2 separate regions of the Homo sapiens genome follow, and region 1 is linked to region 2. A link is an interaction called in ENCODE POLR2A ChIA-PET data of the cell type or tissue named here. Cell type or tissue: A673. All regions are shown on one strand. Each heading gives the region's core, and the rest is flanking DNA. Links, peaks and the distances in the headings are about the cores only. Region 1 has its middle 270 kb from the start of TRD-AS1. Region 2 overlaps TRD-AS1 (TRD antisense RNA 1).

Evidence for each region. ChIA-PET counts read pairs that join two places held together with the same protein. Peaks named below come from ENCODE experiments on the same cell type or tissue, not always from the same donor. Only the 100,000 strongest peaks of a DNase experiment are listed, where the experiment ranks them.
Region 1: POLR2A ChIA-PET joins it to region 2 with 8 read pairs; 2 of 35 experiments call an interaction of 5 or more read pairs at or near these places.

What each region holds. Positions count from the first base shown.
Region 1 is chr14:22,211,525-22,214,564 of GRCh38, reverse strand. It overlaps TRA. Among named protein-coding and RNA genes, the nearest start is that of TRD-AS1, 270 kb to the left of the region's middle. In A673, for the core only: no CTCF peak of the experiment used is centred there; no DNase peak of the experiment used is centred there.
Region 2 is chr14:22,477,294-22,480,014 of GRCh38, reverse strand. The region is part of intron 2 of TRD-AS1 (TRD antisense RNA 1); the gene reads left to right. It also overlaps TRA, TRAJ58, TRAJ57 and TRAJ56. Among named protein-coding and RNA genes, the nearest start is that of TRD-AS1, 4.3 kb to the left of the region's middle. In A673, for the core only: no CTCF peak of the experiment used is centred there; DNase peaks (open chromatin) are centred at 644 and 1,174; H3K4me3 peaks cover 1,414 bases; H3K27ac peaks cover 2,500 bases.

The sequences.
Region 1 (3,040 bases), core at 255-2,754, 270 kb after region 2:
CAAGTAAGTGACAGTCTTTTGGTTACTTTCTTTCTTTTTTTTTTTTTTGAGACAGAGTTTTGCTCTTGTTGCCCAGGCTGGAGTGAAATGGTATGATCTTGGCTCAGCACAACCTCCACCTCCTGGGTTCAAGTAATTCTCCTGCCTCAGCCTCCTAAGTAGCTGGGATTACAGGCATGTGCCACCACACCCAGCTAATTTTGTATTTTTAGGAGAGATGGCATTTCTCCATGTTGTTCAGGCTGGTCTTGAACTCCAGACCTCAGGTGATCTGCCTGCCTCAGCCTCCAAAAGTGCTGGGATTATAGGCATGAGCCACTGTGCCTGGCCAGTTACGTTATATCATCATACATGCAGAAAATATAACCACAGCATAATGGACCACTACCTGTTAACTGGAAAAGCCAGGAGTCATTCATGTTAGGAAGATCATAACATGATTCAAATGATCCTACCTTACCATGACCTTTAGTGCTCTTTGTGGGGACGAAGGGAAAGAAACTGAAAATAATTTAAAGAAATGTCTAAATGCAGACCGTTCAACAGGCAGGGAAAGGAAAAGAATTCTATCACAAAAACTACCACATCTCTGCCACTTCTTAATTGCATGACTTTGAACAAGTTACTTAACTTCTCTGAAAATCAGTTTACTCATCAATAAAAGCAAGATAATAATACCTACCTCAAAAAAATATTCTGAGGATCATAAAAGGTCCTGGGAGTACCTAGTACTCTTTGTCATTTACATAATGTTTGTTATATATATTAGTTAATATGTGGCAGGTAATGTGTATTGTTTATCTCATATATCTCCAACTTCATTTTTACAGAATTTGAAAAAACAATTCTAAAATTAACATGGGACCAAAAAAGAGCTTGAATAGCCAAAGCTATCCTTAGCAATCCTAAGCAATCCTAAGTCCCGTAGCATATGGGACTCTTTACCACTCTAGGAAATAGATGGTATTCATTTTTCAGATGAATCTAAGTTCAGAAAGATTCAGTCACATGCCCAAGGTTATCTGGTTTGGAAGTAGGAGGACTAGTATTTGAGTGATATCTAAGATTACAAACCTTTACTTTTTTGACTGTGCTGCCTCTGAAACAGTTAAATTTTCATATGTTTTCTTAGACAAACTAGTTCCCCTGCCTATTCTTTCATGTAGAAGTTTTACTGATATAGTCATGCCTTGCTCAACTACAGGCGTTCTGAGAAATCCATCATTAGGCAATTTTGCCATTGTGCAAACATTATAAGAGCGTACTGGTCTAGATGGTATAGCCTGCTACACGATAGGCTATGGGCTACAAACCTGCACAGGATGTTATTGTACTGAATACTCTAGGTAATTGTAACAATGGTGAGTCTTTGTGTATCTAAACATAGACAAGGTGTAGTTAAATAGAATATTGTTCTATGTATTTTCAAGCAATAGAATCTTTAATTTTTTCCTCTGAATTATGTTATCTTTCTAAAATAATTGGAATAAAAACATATGTTTTAAAAACTGCTGACAAAGAGATCGAGACCATCCTGGCCAATATGGTGAAACCCTGTCTCTACTAAAAATACAAAAATTAGCTGGGTGTGGTGGCACATGCCTGTAATCTCAGCTACTCAGGAGGCTGATGCAGGAGAATGGCTTGAACCCAGGAGGCAGAGATTGCAGTGAGCTGAGATGGCACCACTGCACTCCAGCCTGGCGACAGAGCGAGACTCCTTCTCAAAAAAAAAAAAAAAAAAAAAAAATTGCTAACAGTATGTTGCCTGTGTTCCTGCTGATGGGAACTGACCAAACACTGGCAGCCTACACTATGGCTGAGAAGTGTGGGAAAGAGTATTTTACAATAAAAACATCTTTTCTATCCTACTGCCACCGTAACTGAGAATGTATCTTTGAGGAGACTTTCTTGGAATCTCCTCTTTTTCAAATACAAACAGTCCAGGGAGACCTAACCTAGAACATTACATTGAGAGTAAGTTAGGCTATAAACCACTTTATTTTAGAGATTGAGTGGAGAGAGATATATATCTACTCAATAGTGTAGGAGAAGGTTCTGAAGAGCAATTCAGTGACTAGAAATATCAGGCTTTGGGCAGGCTAACAGTATTAAAACATCATAGAATACTACTAGGGGCTGGGTAAAAAGCAGGAGCAGTAGAATAGGTGGGAGGCAATGGTGAAGGAATGGCAAGAGACTAAAGGCAGATTTTTCATATGTCCATATTCTGCTACAACTGGCCCTGGGTTCAGAACTTTTATCAAAGGCCATAAGATAAAACAAGTTTTTTAAAAATTCTGCAGGATGAGTTCTGCCACAAAAACTGTTGAATATGATTTGCTTCTCTTTGAAGCTATTTGGGAGGTGAGAGCCAACTGGATGTGGCTACAGCTTGCCGGCAGCAAGAACAGATGAGTCCTTTGTTTGCCCCCTACATACCCACTCTACACATAGGGGGTATCACAAACTGCTGGAGGAAACCGAATAGAATTATCCAGCACAGTAAGGAGGTGCTAATATTTGTAAACCTGTTTCTCAGGACATGATAAAACACATGACAGCCCTTGAGGCTTTCTCTAAGTCCTACAACTCACTGAGGATAGATCATTTTCCCCATTCTCATTCCTGCCATTGCCCTTTTAAGAACATCCAAAGCTTGGCCTAAGGTTTTAGTAACAAATCTCTTTACGTTTGCATTAGAGTCTTCTGTTTCACATATGGTGTTTCAATTAATAAAATACAGTGAGACTAGCTGAGAATACCTCATCTTTATTTTGAAATTTAGAAACCATCCCAAAGAGGTTCTGTTCTTTGAGCACAACCACACAGGTGGCAGGTGCAGTATAATCCAGGCCCTCATCCTTTCCATCTACTTGTGGAGTTTCCTTTAGAGAAAATATACCGTTAAATTCTGCAGATTTTCTTTAAATGCTTTTATTTCTTATTTTAAGAATTGCTCTGCTTTATACAAAATTTGATGTTAGTTATTTTCTCTCTGAACATTGAAAAATAATTCAAATCTCAGTTGGTTTCCATT
Region 2 (2,721 bases), core at 222-2,721:
GAAGACAAGTCAGCTGACACGGAGTGCTGGCTCAGTTGTTTAATCAGCAGGCTACATCTCACTGTTTCCTTTTGGATTGGGTTGCATTGCATACTCCCAGCCATTGGTATGTATTTTAGTCTAATCTGTCCTTCTTTTGTCCTTTCTAAATGCTTTCTGCCCCTACACACTAAAACTTCAATTCAGATTCCATTTGTCAGACACATATCTCCAACATTAACAAAAACACACTGAACATTCCCAAGTACTTAAAGGTGTTAAAGAAACAGTCCCAAAGGGGCTGCAGTCAGGGGCTGCCCACATTGTCATTTTCTCCAGAAAGACCCATGGTGAAAGATGCTAATAACTGGGCAGGAGATTCGGTTATCTTTCACTGAATTTCTAAGGATGGTGGCTTATGTTTGGAAACAAATAACATTCATTAAAACATACCTGGTCTAACACTCAGAGTTATTCCTTTTCCAAATGTCAGCTTACTATTGGCTCCAGTATAACACAATGACACGAGGATCTACAAAAACTCAGTTGCCCAGACTCCCCTTGATATTTACTTAAGTGCTTACTTGTCATCCAAGAATCCCCCTGATAAAACCAGCTGTTTATAGTGTGGGACTGGTGGAAGAGTTTACGGACCACCTGGGGCCTTCCTTTCTCTTCACACTCATTGTCCCCTTATTGGAAATGTACCAACATCCCCTCACAGCACGCCGGCTGTGGTAAAATGGGAACAGGAACTGCCTCCCCCATTCTACAGAGGAGGAAAATAGAGGCTCAGAGAGTTAATCAATTTTCTCTTAGTCCCATGGAAAATCTCACCAATTATAACGAAGAATGAAGCCTTCGAACAGTCTGACTCCTTAACTCAGTGCTCCATTGGTACTGTCATTCTCAGCTATTAGATAAAATAGCACATGAGGGCAAACAACAGAGACCTGCGTGTAGTAGGAATACACCAGCAGTTGTTTTGCACTGGAATCCATTAATGGGACTGCTGTGGTTTGGACCTGGGTTATAAAACAGAATGGAAAATTTGGAAATCAGGGTTCCAGGGAGAAATTTGGAAGCATTATTCAGACTTACATGGGTTTACTGTCAGTTTCGTTCCCTTTCCAAAGACCAGCTTTTCAGATCCGCCCTGAGTTACACCCCCACAGACTGCTTTACAAATACTGCCAAGACCCTTCCATCATGGGCTGGGAGCCAGGGCTCCACCCACTCTCCCAGGGGAAGCATAAAATTATACAATTGTATAGCTATTCCCGAAAAGGGAGGGGACCTATAGAACAAATCTGATTACTTTTTTACCTTACAGCCTGTTAGGTTGTTATCTTATTAATTAAGTAATTAGTTAATCTAACTGGTCAGCAGTTGCAGTTAATTTAAAAGAGCTCAGGCTTTGGGGCAGGTAGGCTTGAGTTTAAAACTCAGGACAAGTTTCCTAACTTGCTACACCTCAGTTTCCTCACTTGTAAAGTGGGGAAAACAGCAACTGCTTGATGATGTTGTAAGGATTAAGAATATGTAACTGGGTCACCGTGGTCCTGTTGACCAACCCCTGGCTTTACTTGCTGAGAGCGCAGTTCTTTAGCGATTATCTTAGCAACCTTAGAGACTAGAGCATCAGGGACATTCCCTCTAGACATAATCCCCTCACTGAAAAGCTTTTAGCTCTGGAATCTGAGTGCCAAGAATTAAACTCCAGGTTCTCTTTCTTACTTCATCGGCTTGAACAAGTTATTCAACATCTCTGTGCTTCTATAGAAATATAAAATATAAATATATCTCTTCTATAAAATGAGGATAATAATAGCACCTAACTCACAGACCTGGTATAAGGATTAAATGTGATAAGAGAAAGAATGCAGCACATCAACTAGCATATAGAAACCAATGAGTAAATCATCATTATTATTTTCCTCCCAAGCAGGCAAACATATCACCAACGTTCCTCTTTCCACAATGACCTAAAAATGAGAAAGCCCTTGGGCACTTGTCTTCCTCTAACTGCTAAACTAGAAGGGCTGTGAGGGCACAGAAGAGCCACCAAGCAGTTTGGTGAAGGGGTTGCGTGATTTTGTGAGAGGTTAGAAAAAGCTGCATCCCACTGCACACGTGCACATCCGTGAGCATTGTTTAGCCAAGCAGGACTTGAATGTGGCAGAGATGGGGCAAGAAGCCATATCTCAATTCATTGGCATAAAATGGATACATTCAGGCAGAGGATTCAATGCTCCCCTCCACTTACCAGGATTCACTGTGAGCTGTGTTCCTTCCCCAAAGGTCAACCTAGAGCCACTGGTTTCTTAAACACTGTGCTGAGGGGCTTTGCAAAAACCTGTGGCATCAGCTTAACGAACCCTGCTTTGCAGAGCTTCCCAAGAACTAGAATTTTTCTCCAACTTCTAAGCTTTAGAGGAAGGATAAGTCATGGTATCTTTCTTTCCAGTAGCCTAGGGCTTCAGGCCTGACAGATATGTCCAGAGATATGATTTTCACTTCAAGACACCAGAAGGCTCAACAAGCCAATTCTGTATACGTATTCTATGGTCCAAAACAATCACACCGCTGATGCAATCTATCATAGAATATCAACCCCACTGGGAAAGAAATTAGCTCTACAGAACTTATAGGTAGTGTTCTATGGTCATAATCATTGTCTGAACACAAGACTAGCATTTTCATTTTGTTTTTTTCACCCTTCTCTCAGTCTGCAGATGGCTG